Regions from separate parts of the Homo sapiens genome. Here region 1 is linked to region 2. Evidence: read pairs that join two places in POLR2A ChIA-PET (ENCODE). Cell type or tissue: GM12878. All regions are shown on one strand. Links, peaks and the distances in the headings refer to the core of each region. The heading gives the core; the rest is flanking DNA.

Region 1 (4,000 bases), core at 1-4,000, 64 kb before region 2:
TCAATAAGTTAGACATACATCGCACCTTGCCGTCCTCACGCAGGGAGCCCCTGGGCACTGCTCATGTGCTGCCTGGGCCCTGCTGCTCAGAACACCAAGGGCTCCCAGTGAGGGCCTGGGGAATTGCCTGGGCACACTGGGGCCAGGCACAGGGTCTGTTCTGAATTCAGGGAAGGTGAAGAGACCCCACCTCTATCCAGCTCAAGCCCAAGAACAAGGCAGACAGAGCTGTGGACAGCACCCGACCACAGACACGGTTCTGCCTGCTGCTGGAGTGAGAGGCCTGGTTTCTGAGGCTGCAGCATGGCACTGGCATTGCCTGTGCTACAGATGGGGACTCCTGCGAGTCTCACAAATACAGGGAGAATTTCAGTTCACACAACCCAAGGGCCCTGTGTGCAGAGCGGCCCTCACACGCGCACAGCAGCATTCAACAGAGCTGGGCAAGGGAAGGGGAGAGAGAGTCAAGGATTGAAATGAAGGGACTTCAAAAAGAAGGAACAAACTAAAAACCCAACCCACACACAATACTGTTAATAAGCCAGCGACTCTACACACACACTCCTTAAATAATAAAGTGACAGGTCCCGGCTGGCCCCGCAAGACCACCGCAAGAGGGGGTCCCGCCACCAGAGGGGGTCCCGCCTGCCACTGCACGGCTTTCCTCCCTCTATCTACAGGACAAACAAAACACGGGAGAGGGGAAAAAGCCCACATTTTCTTCTTGATAAATGCTGTTCAAAAACCCATGAAGGACTCAAAGTGACATGGTGGTTTAAAAAAAAACCTAAATGATCAACAGATGTTGCTTTCTATATTTTTCCTTTGTTCTGTTTGAACTGGGCTAAGTAAGCACAGTTAGACCCTGCTGTTCACTTGACCACGTCCTAAACCCGGGACAAGTGAGCACTCATTCATGCACAGCAGACCCGGAGGCATGGGCTGGGGCAGCACAACTGGGTTCCCGCAGCGCCCTGCCTGCAGGCTCATGCTGGAGGCCACGGAACCAGGCGGCACAGGGCAGATTCTGTTTGTCAAGCGCCCCACAAGCCTTGCCCAGATTGTCAAGCTCAGCAGCGAGAATGGTTTTGACGAGGAGGATGGAAACAGCATCTGCTCTGGAAGCCGCTCTGGCGTGGGGAGAGTGGGGAGAGGGTGCGCTTGCTGCAGCTGCTGCCTTAGGAGGCTCCTCTGTGGCCAGGCTTCTGCCTCCCTGCACCCTGAGGGACCATTCGGGTGCCTCAGGGATGCCCTTCCCTCCCAGGGGCACTGACAGCACTGGCTGAAAGGTCTGAAGAGCCAGAGGAGGAGCCCTGCTGGCTGGCCCAGGATGGGGCAAGGAGGGAGGGAAAGCCAGGGGATGGGGAGGGACATGAGATGGAGTTTAAGGCACACAGCGAGCGATGGAGGAGGGAGGTGCTGGCCTCTCCCCTCTGAATTAACTCCCCCAGGAGCTCAGCTCTGGCCTCAGTTTGGTGAGGTTCAGAAGACTCCCAGCAATAAAAAGTATTTCTTGGATGATCAAGTCCTCCCTTACTCCAGCCTCCTCTTCTCAGCTCCCCAGGTGGTGTGGGAGGGGCCCAGTGGCCTGGGGTGGGGGGTAAGGGGCGACGGGATGACAGAGACTGCTGCTGCTCTCAGGCGGGCAAGGGAGGCCCTGATGGCGCCAGTACCGCGGGGCAGAGCACCAGCTGCGGGGCTGCTAAGGCGTCACCTGCGTACCTTTCCGGGCCTGCTGAAAAGCTCACACCATCCTCCATGCATCAGAAGGGGAAGCGGAAAGTGAAAGGATCCTCCCCCGAGTCTACTCTGCATTCTGCCCACCCAGCTGCTTGCCCCCATTCCAGGGCCCCTGCAGGACAGGCCACCCCAGGAGGCCTCCACTCATTTGAGATTTCAGAAGATTCAGGGACCCTGGAGCTTAGGGAGGGGGAGCACCCACCACTTCCTTGGTCTGCTGATGAGGTCTCTGCTGCTCTCTCCCTGGAGGGGAGTGGGTGGAAGGTCAAGAGGGGAGAGATGGAAGTAAAAGCAGAAAACAAAACCAAACCAGAAAACCACCGGTTTGTAAATTGGCAACAAGACCTGCCTGCTGGCTGCCCTGAGGCCCACGGGTCTGCTCCCACAGAGGAAGGAGGCAGGAAGCGGCTGGCAGGCTCCAGCTCCCGCCCGGCCCCGCTGAGGGCTGGCCAGCCTCATGGCTCCGAGGCCGGGACTCCTGCCATGCGCCTAACAGGTCCAAGGTCCTCTCCGGTCTGGGAGCTGCCCTCTGCGCCCCTCGAGCATTCTCCTGGATCCCGGCGTCTGCTCCTAGGTCTTCTCTTCCCGGTCTGTTTTTCTCCTTGTTATGTTCCTGGGTTTAATTTTCAGAGACAGTTCCCATAGGGCCTCCTCAGCCAGGTGGTCACTGAAGTCATTGAAGAAGTTTATAATGTCGTCGTTCCTCCGCATGTCATAGTGCCTGGTGCAGGGGATGGGGAGCAGTCAGTGAGCACCTGTGTGGGCTGGATGGCCCGATGGCGCCACCCTCCTGGAAGGTGCCGCGGGGACCATCCCCACAGCCTCGCAGCAAACGGATGCTGCAGGGGCTACCGTTGACCAATGTGACAGAGGGGACACCAGTGCTCAGAGACGGTGCCACCAGCACATGGAGCACAAACAGGGCCCTGAGGCTGGGCTGCTCACAGGGAGGGGGCCCCAGGTGATCCCACTGCCCCCAACAACGCATGCCAGGGCCCGCCCTGGGGGAGCTCTGGTGCCTCAGAGTCAGGCAGGCCAGGGTTTGTCAGGCCCTTCTCACAGCAAGGTGGGCACCAGCTTCTGGTGTGTAAAATGGGAGGACGAGCTGTGCTGTCACGGGGTCCAGGCCCAGGGCCAGGCTAGGCCTGGCATGGAGCCTGGTGGGCATGCTCTCAAGTCATCCTGGCAGAAACTGAAGGGCCCGGACTATATCTCAGCAGTGGCAGGTCCCTGGGTCCTCTGTGGCTCCCCCTCCCCTCGGTGTCCCGGGCTGTCTCTCCTTGTGTGTGGCCCGGGGCTCAGCTCTGCCTGGTCCCCCCGGGGCAGTGGCACTCACGCCTGCTGGAAGCAGCGCATGCTGTCGAGGATGTTGAACTGCTGCCACCGCTTGGAGAAGTTCACTTTCCCGTCGATGTAGTCTGGGTTTCCCAGGTGAACGAAGGTCAGGTCCTGCAGGATCAGCCCCCTGGGAGGACGGGTTAGGCAGCCTGTTACTGCTACGGGGTTTGGAAGCAGCAAGGGCTAGAGACATGTGTCAGGCGCTAGGACTCGCAGTGAGCAGCTTCCAAACCCCAGAGCAAACCAAAGAGCCAGTCTGAGGTGTCTGTTTCCCAGAACAAACTCCCGCCTCAGCCTCTGGCCTCTGGCTCCACAAGCACCTGCTGGGGACCTCGGAAGCCAGTATGCTGATGAGGAGCCTGAGGGTGATGCGGCTGCCATGGCTCAACCCATAAGGGCGAAGCTGTGGGCTGCTAAAGTAACATTAACAAATGAGCAGTAAAAAAAAAAAATAACAAAACCCAAACCAGGGGGCAGGGGCAGAGATCTCCTTTTATTAACAGGTGTGGTGGGCTGGGTGCAATGGCTCACACCTGTAATCCCAGTACTATAGGAGGCTAAGGCAGGAGGATTGAGCTCAAGAGTTTGAGAACAGCTAGGCTGGGTGTGGTGGCTCACACCTGTAATCCCAGCATTTTGGGAGGCCAAGGTGGGAGGATCACCTGAGGTCAGGAGTTTGAGATCAACCTGGCCAACATGGTGAAACCCTGTCTCTACTAAAAATACAAAAAGTAGCCGGGCATGGTGGTGCACACCTGTCATCCCAACTCGGGAGGCTGAGGCAGGAGAATCACTTGAACCTGGGAGGCGGAGGTTGCAGTGAGCCAAGATTGCGCCACTGCCTGGGTAACAAGAACGTAACAAGAACTCCAGCCTGGGTAACAAGAACGTAACTCTGTCTCAAAAAAAGAAAAAAAAAAAG
Region 2 (8,358 bases), core at 2,181-6,180:
GGCAGGCTGCTCTAAGTCCCTGACTGGGACTGTCTGGAACCTGCACCGGTACCTTCACTCCATCCAGCACAGCCTTGATGACCCCCTTCACAGTCGTCACCATCTCCTTGTCTTCTGAGTTCACGCCTTCCAGCATCACTTGGTCAGACCAGCGAATGAGGTTGGCGAGGCTTTGGTACACTCGGCTATAGCAGGAAGAGAGGGCTGAGCTACAGGGAAGAGAAGAATGGAAAAAAAGAAAATCTAAAGCATGACCATCACTTAGCACAGAGCCAGCTTCTCGGTGACAAGGGTGTGTTTCTCCAACTTTCTTTGTGCAAAATCCATACTGCCTTTTAATAAGCAAACTTCTCCCATGAGACTTTTTCCATACATCCAACAAAGATTTTGTGGAGCTTTATATTCTAATCTGTGTTTCAAAATTTTTTTCATTTCCCAAATGTAACATTACAAAAATTCCACCACGATAGTTAAGATGCTTTTTCAAACTTCACATCCTTCTACAAGATTCTGATCACATCTCTCAAGGAGTGCCCCATCTTCCCCTCCTTCTAGCTGCTAATCACTAGACCAGGTCCAAGCAGTGTATACTGATTGTTAGCAATTAGAATCAAATCTATTTTAGATGTGCCACAAGGAGCCGACAGGTTTGCGGAATTTTAACAGTCATGAGCTCAAAACAGGTCTGCAGTTTATTAGAATTCCTCCGTCACGGGGCCAGCTTCATCATCTTCTGCACTATAACGATGAGACAGACGTCAGGAGCGCACGAATGAAGACTATTTTGAGAATAGCAAATCAGGGGTGACGGGGCCTGTGATGGTGGTGGGGATGTGAGGATGGGAACGCAGGTGAGTGTGTGTGTGTGTGTGTGTGTGTGTGTGTGAGAGAGAGACCACGCTACCAGCTACACTGTGATGCCAGCGCCCACAGACAGAAGCCCTGAGTGCCTCAATGATTGTAGAGTAGCAGCCGAATGGAGAATTTTTACATCTTTCACGTATTTTTAAATAACTAAAGATAATTTTCCCTAGGAATTGTGGAAAGGATTATTTTTCCATTTCAAACAATTATCACAGAGGAAGAGCAACAATATAGAAAATTTATGTGCTGCAACCTCCTCTACTCCAAAAAAACACACAAAAAACAAAAAAACACCCCAAAATGATGCAGATTTAGGAGCCAAAGATATAACTTTGAGGAAAATATATAATATTGTAAGATATGATTAAAACAGGTTCTAAAAACAAAGCTATTTAGAACAAAAATGTGAACCAAATAGTGCTTTAATGAGAAGCTCTTCAGAATCAGGCAAGGAGGAAACAATTTTTGCAAGGATCTAAAGTTTCCATTTAGCCAGGCGTTCCACTCTGCATGTTCCAACAGGAGAAAAGGGTCGGCAGGAATGAAAGCAAACTTTTCAAGTCCATTAGAAACAAACAAACAAAATTCCTAAAGGAGCCCTGAGAAAGCCAGGATTGGGTATTTTAGAAGATTATATGGATGAAAAGTATTTGTTGTTGGAACTACTCTCTTAGGAAAGAGGACGGAGAGGGGAAAACAAAGACCCTGCAGTCTCTCCGGGGGTTGGACCAGAGCTGATCTGATCCTGCAGGGGAATGTGCTTCTAACGGCTGGGCTGGACCTCGCTCTGCTTCCTGGCAAGGCCAGGTGAGGCATCTTGAAAGAAGCCTGCTGCCTTCCCCTGATGTGCTGTAGGAGGATTCCACCGGAGAAAGCATCTCACTGTCACACTGCTGGTAACAGTGAGGTGAAAGAGGGGAAACACTTTTATTCACTACTTCCTTTCTACCTGCATTGGATGCTAACGTTTCCCGGAAGGTGCTGGAATTATGTCCAGCCTTCCCGTCATTAGCTTGGAAGCAGAATATTCCTGTGTCAAGGGGCTAAGACATAAGAAAGGAAGGAAAGTTGAGGACTATAAAAAATGCCATCTGAGGCCCAGCTGCTGGCTCAGTTCCACAATGGAGCAAAGCCCTCCGCATGTGACGAGTGTGACTCTCGCTCTCACATGGGCCTCTGCGTGCCTCACTCGGGAATCCTCCATTCAAAGCTCATGCTAAGAGCCAGCTGCTTGTTGGAGGCCAGCCTATCACTGTCTCAGGAACCGAGGTGAGGGCGGCAAAGGGCCTGTTTGCAAGGACCCCCCACTCCCTGCCCCACGGAAGAAACGAGAAAGGACCTTCCAGCTCGCAAACTGCACTTAGGGAGGAAAGAGATAATGCAAAGCATCTAAAAGGAGCATCTGAGGAGGTATTTCCAATCACTGTGGGAGACCAAGAAAACCACCTCCACTAGCCTGGAAGAATTTCAGAAGGAAAACCCCTTCAATGGGATTAGTCAAAGGACTACCAGAAAACAAACCATATTTCATGGGTCCTTACAGCCACACCCAGGCACTTCCCATTTTCTCCTCTAGGAAATGGTTATAGACATTCAATGTCAATTAAGAGCCACCCCTCAATAGACAAAAAATACCCCCAGCCATTACCATGTGACTTCATCAGTTCTTACCCAGGGTTTGCAAGTGACCTCCAAGCAGAGCCTGGCTCTGGGAAGCAACACTTCTAGCAGCAATACACTCTGGGTGTGAGGGTCCAGGGGACGCTATCCTGGACTCTCCCAAAGAGGCTTAGCGCCTGAGGGTGCAGGGTGATCAGTCGCCTCTTCCCACTGTTCCCCTCTCGTCCATGCTCTAGGACATATACCCTCTGCCCATGACTGCCCGAGTCGCCGCCCTCCCCTCCCCGGGATACACCAGGCCCAGTGGCCTCAGTTCCTTTGCTCTTGTTCTCCTGCCCCCACTGCCAATCCAACTGCTGCTTTCCCTCAGGTCGGGCTCCAGGAACTACTCAGTCAAGAGGCTTCATCAGATCAACTCCAACACCCCTGTAACTCTCCCTTCTTCAAACTCCAACACAGCTTCCTCCCTGTACCGTAAAATAAGTGCTTTATCGTAGAACAGAGGGAGCTGATTTGTTTCAACTAGGCTTTAACTATTCCAAGGCAGAGACTACCACATGAGACTAGGTCCACAAAAACATGTTCTAAGAGGGAATCCATACATCTCGCTGTGGCATGACGTCAGCACATGCGCTCCTAGGAGCCCAGCACCGAACACTTCTAAGAGCCGGAGCTGGACTGACTCTGGGAAAGACAGTGAAGACAAGCATGCCCTGCCTCCTTCCCGTCACCAACCAGCGCCAGCGAGCTTCTGGCCAAAAGACCACAGTCTCCACGCGTCAGCTGAAACTCCAGGGAGGAAGCCCCAGGGCAGAGAGTTTCTTGTAAATAAAGACACTATTTGCTTTATCCCCCAGAAGAAGAAAACTATGAACTTCATTGCCAAGTTCTGAAAGCAGTTCATAAAAGCTTAGCCTCATGGGGCTAAATGAACACTAAGTCATCTTGCGGAATTGCGACAGAGAAGCATTTATCCTGAACAGGTACCATGGAAGAAAAACAAAACATGTGCCAGCCTCTTAAGAAAAAGCTCCTGCTAGGCTTTCATTTCAGATTACATTTGGTAGTGCTTTTCTTTTTACATTTAACAATAAATACAGGACAAGCTGCTAGCTAACCTTTAAGAGGAAAATGTACTCCAGCAATAAAAGTATTACCCAACAAAAGCTTCTTGGGGCAAAGGCCGGCTCCATGTCCCCTGCAGCGAGTGCTTGTAATTTTATGTTGCCTCGGCATCTGTTTTAAAATATGTTTAGCTTTCTCATACCAGAAGCAGGGCTCACGAACCCTTGACAAGGTTCCTAATACTACACCCTACCCGACTGGCTCTAGCTGGTGGCCAGAGACAGAAACTTACAGGCATCTTTGCCCGCCAGCAGGCTAGCTCCTGGCTTACCTACTGATCCTTTAAACAGACCATTTGCCTGAGAACTTAAAGCAACCACCTCTTAGTCAAAGGCTGCGCCTCCTGAACACGTGCCTGCTTGCTTTAAACCCACCAATTAAAGCTCCCTGCAGGAGGCCTGTTTGGATAAGGCCCGCCCTGGACCCAATAACCCCAAAAGCGGCGCTGGTCCATAGGGTCCCTTCTCTCTCTCCCAGCTTGTGCTTCTTCGCCTCCCTGTGCAGCCTCCAGGCTGCTGTGTAACCCCCAAGGTCTAAGGTACTAAAAAACTCTTAGCTTGTGAGCCTGCAATCCAGCCCCTGGCAGTGAAGTCTGTGAAGAGACTCATGCAGATGGAGGCCCTGCTGGTGCTCTTCAGTCTGGGCCTCTGGCGATGAGTGGAAACAGTAGCTTCCACCTGACAGATAATGAAACTCAAAAAGTTTCATTCAAAACAGGCTCCTCCCACCCGCAGTGAATCCAGGCTCCATGTCCGGGAGGCGTCCTGGCTTGACGCAGTTAAGTTCTGCAATGACCACAAACTTACACTGTGGCCACATCCCTAGGGATGGCAGAGATGTGTCCCGGGCTTCAGGAGTAATAGTGACCTCAACTCTGAGATGGCATCACGGGATAGTTGTGGGGGGAGTGGTCAGGGGAAGGATGAGGGGTGATGGAGTCCTTTTCCTGACTGTTCCTAGGAACCTTGAGTTTCCAGTGCCACCAAACCAAGATGCTTCTAAGGCTTCCATTGTTCTGACACAGCCAAAGACTTCAGAGCCACTCACCTGTGCTGAATTCGAGGATCGTTCTGCACCAGGGGTAAGATGGCCTCCAGCACCTTGCTGGCTGACCCTGGAAGCATCTCCAGTACCTTCTTATCAATTGCCATTTTGTCCACAATGGTCTTAAAGTAGCGCAGGGCACTGACAACTTCCTTCTCTTTCTCCTCCAGCCAGCTCAGGTTCTGAAAGGAGACGTTAGGCATAAGGAGGAGGAGAGAGATTAAAGGGAGCTATTTTGAAAAAATAAAGGAACATTTTCTTTAAACCAGCTTGAGATCGATAGGAATGGAAAGGCTCTTGCTACAGAAACCAAGCCAGATCATTTTTCTAAGGATTGTAATCAGGAGACAGAGGGTAGAGCTGAAGGAAGAAGGGGGCTTGGACCAAGATAGCTCATTCAGAAATTTCTGAATTCCCTTTCCAGACCCTGAGGTCTTGAAAACCACTTATCCTCCTGTCTGTCCTCATCAGCCACACTGACAGACCACCACTAACCCTGTTAACTAGAGTGAGGACTAATTTGCTGATGACTTGGAGAAGCACCAGTCAAGGCCCATGGTACATCTGTATCCTGTAAATCACATCAAGAAGCTCCAGGCTTTTGTTTCAAAGATCTGAAAGACTGTGTAAGACTGGTCCAGGGCATGAGGGGCTGAAACCCATTCCCTCAGGACTCCTCACTAGGTTCCCAGATTGTTCACCCCACTGAAGCCCCCACTCAAGGAAATGATATGCTATTCCTCAAGGGCCTGGAAGCTCCCAGGGCTAGAAGGGGCAGGAAATCTGGGGAGAAAAGGCAGAGAAGCCAGAGCAGATGACCGTGATTCTCAAGATTCAATCACGACTCATGCAGTGGGCGCTAGCAGCATTCATGGTCCCTCTGCTCCTGAGAGAAGCCCACCTGAGAGAAAGGGAAAATACAGAGCCCTGCGCTTTCCAGTGTTTAAGCCACAACCCCAAGCTTTTCTCCCTGACCGTGGGAGGCCTTGGATCCAGTTGGTGGGTCTACACACCCCTTTTGTTCTTCTCTCCAACTTCCCCTCTACTTGCCCTGATGTCAATGATCCAGGTCTCAGCTGGCTGGCAGGAAAAGGAGGCTAAGAGTAATCTACAGAAGTGGAGTCTCTGAACCTGTTCTGGTTTGGGAGGCTGTCCTTTAAAAAAAAAAAAAAAAAGAGTAGTCTACAGAATGGATAAATCCCAAAATGGACAGTGTACTCAAGTAGTCGATTACATGTCTAGTGCAAATTAAGAGGGGTGTGTATGAGGCAAACAGCCACCTGCAGGATCTCAGAGGTCTAGAGGATATAAATAAAAACTGAGGGCAAGAAGATAATTTCTAGAAAAAGGTGATTTAAACAATATACAGACAAACAAATGGTAGAAATTAATAAAAAGTGCTTATGATTCTGAATACTAGCTCTTTTCTTCTAAAATAGTGCCGATTGGCCAGGTGAAGTGGCTCACACCTATAATCCCAGCACTTTGGGAGGCCAAGGTGGGCAGATCACTTCAGCCCAGGAGTCAGGACCAGCCTGGGCAACATAGTGACACACCGTCTCAATTAAAAAAATAAAGTTTAAAAAAAGGTGCAGAATATCATTTTAAATATAAAAATGTTCAATAGTAGAGGCTTTTATTTCATGGGAATGTCAAAAGAAAAATATATAAATGGCTACTTTAGTCAGACAATGCACAAAAGACCCAGTCATTTCTTTCATTGAGTCTTTCCCACAAGGTGTCCTGCAGACTAGAAGACACAATTCTCCCATGGTGGGGGAAGTGCCCTTCCTCATCCCCATCCCTGGGTCCTGCACCCTGGCTTTATTTTTCTCTTTTCACTACCTGACAGATTTGTTTACGGTCTGTTTCCAAGAGGCTGGGCGCTTACTTTTCCACCTCGTGGACAAGAGCTCTCTGCTTCATGTCATCTGCCCGGGGCAGGGAGGAACCTGAGTGTGAAGGAGTCGCAGTGCCGACAGACCTCAGATGTGCCTAAAGCCATGGTCAACCAGGCAAGAAGAGGACTATGACAGTAACACTGCCACCTTAGCACATCAGAAAGTGTTAGAGACCAGCAATGATGAAACTTGCTGAGGAACAGGAAACATTTTAAGAAAATGTGTCATCAGGTCACACAGGGAGAAAGTGGCTAATCTGAAGATGGGAGGCACTCGAAAGTGGCAAGGCACTTCAGAGCAGAGAGTTTTTCTGTCATTGCAGAGAGATCAAATCAGCTGTTTAAGAGTCAGGCTGTCCTGGGCTCCTCCTAAAGGAGCCAACAATGTAGCACAGCCAGGCTGCCTCCGTGAACTCAGATTCTACTCCCAGAATTAATGGCCTCTGGGTGTTGTGCATTCTCCAGCCTTTCAGCTGTCAAGCTGGGGATCCTTGTGAATGCAGCCAGCAGTGAGAGTTCACAGCCACACAGCCACATCCAGCACTGGCTCGGACTGGGGACTCCATGCCTTGGCTTTGCTGAAGCTGCCTCGCTGCATAACCCGAGGGCAGGTGCGTTCACCTGCGCACCCCTCCTGCTGTGGGGGATGGATTGCCATCATTGGTCCACATAAGCCTGGAAACTAAATGAGGCTGTCCGTGTCTGGGGATGGCTTAGAGACAAAGCCAACTGCTGGGCTTTGGGCTTGTCACCCACAAAATGGGGAGAATAACATCTGCCCCGTGTAACTAAAGAGGTGACTGTGGGGGACTGAATGAGAAAGCATATGAAGTGGTTCACAACATTTAACAGGCACTATACCAACACCAGAGACCATATACCTGCCAGTAATAAAGCAGAGAAAGAGGGCCTAGGATGGGAACATCTGAAAGGGAAGAAAGAGGCCAGATCGTAGCTACCACTCATCGGGGACATGGAGGCACCCACTGTGCTATGGATTTTATATAGGCTATTTTGTTTAAAGGTTACAACCACCCTGTGAAGTGGATACTATTATTTCACAGGTGGGGAAACTGAGGCTTAGTGGGACGTGGGGGAGGTTAAGCAACTTGCCTAAGGCCACACAGCTGTAGTGACAGATATGGAATTTGAACTTGGTCTGTCTGAGTTCAGAGCCTGGAGAGATAGAGAGGAGAATAAAGACCAGATCAGAAATGTGCTGAAGTTAAAAAGTTTACTTGAGATCCCCTGGTCAAAAAGATCTCATTTAACAAACGAGTAAACTAAGACCCCGATGGCAGAGATGGACATAAAATCCCCATCGCCTTTCCTGCCCCGTGGGCCATATTCATTTCTGACGCCCAGGCTGTGGCTCCACAGCCATGTGCTGCCACAGGAGATGGCGGGGAAGAGGGTGAGGAAAACTGGCCCTCCTCTCCAGACAGTTCTCTCCCCACAGCCGTGCCGCAGCCGGGACACCCGACTTGCTCTGTCACTCCTTGTCCCATCTGCAGCCTGGGTGCCTCCCCTCTCCACAGCAACATAAGCCTCATTTCCACACTATAGGACAGTGTACCCTGAAAATGTGGGTAAAGCCAGGGAGTGAGGGGGAGGGCAAGTCACAATCAGTATAATAAAAAACTAGAATTGCAGGATTAAAAAAAAAATGGCAATGCAACATTATTCCTATTAGTCCAGAACAGTGAGGCCTAGCAAGAAGACATGTCGAACACAGACATTGGTTACAATGAGAGCACCAAATCACCACCTGCCACCAGGCTGTCCGGCAGCAGCATCTCCCTGGA

Evidence for each region. Peaks named below come from ENCODE experiments on the same cell type or tissue, not always from the same donor. Only the 100,000 strongest peaks of a DNase experiment are listed, where the experiment ranks them.
Region 1: POLR2A ChIA-PET joins it to region 2 with 5 read pairs; 2 of 35 experiments call an interaction of 5 or more read pairs at or near these places.

The regions. Positions count from the first base shown.
Region 1 is chr9:131,577,187-131,581,186 of GRCh38, forward strand. RAPGEF1 (Rap guanine nucleotide exchange factor 1) reads right to left here. Exons shown (of 27, transcript NM_001377935.1): 26 at 3,077-3,205; 27 at 1-2,461. The coding sequence ends at 2,311. Among named protein-coding and RNA genes, the nearest start is that of PRRT1B, 34 kb to the left of the region's middle. RefSeq lists enhancers at 1,753-1,802, 1,833-1,962, 2,163-2,242. In GM12878, for the core only: no CTCF peak of the experiment used is centred there; DNase peaks (open chromatin) are centred at 1,755 and 1,975; H3K27ac peaks cover 1,307 bases.
Region 2 is chr9:131,638,583-131,646,940 of GRCh38, forward strand. It overlaps RAPGEF1 (Rap guanine nucleotide exchange factor 1), which reads right to left. Exons shown (of 27, transcript NM_001377935.1): 4 at 4,657-4,835; 5 at 53-209. Among named protein-coding and RNA genes, the nearest start is that of PRRT1B, 97 kb to the left of the region's middle. In GM12878, for the core only: no CTCF peak of the experiment used is centred there; no DNase peak of the experiment used is centred there; H3K27ac peaks cover 2,408 bases.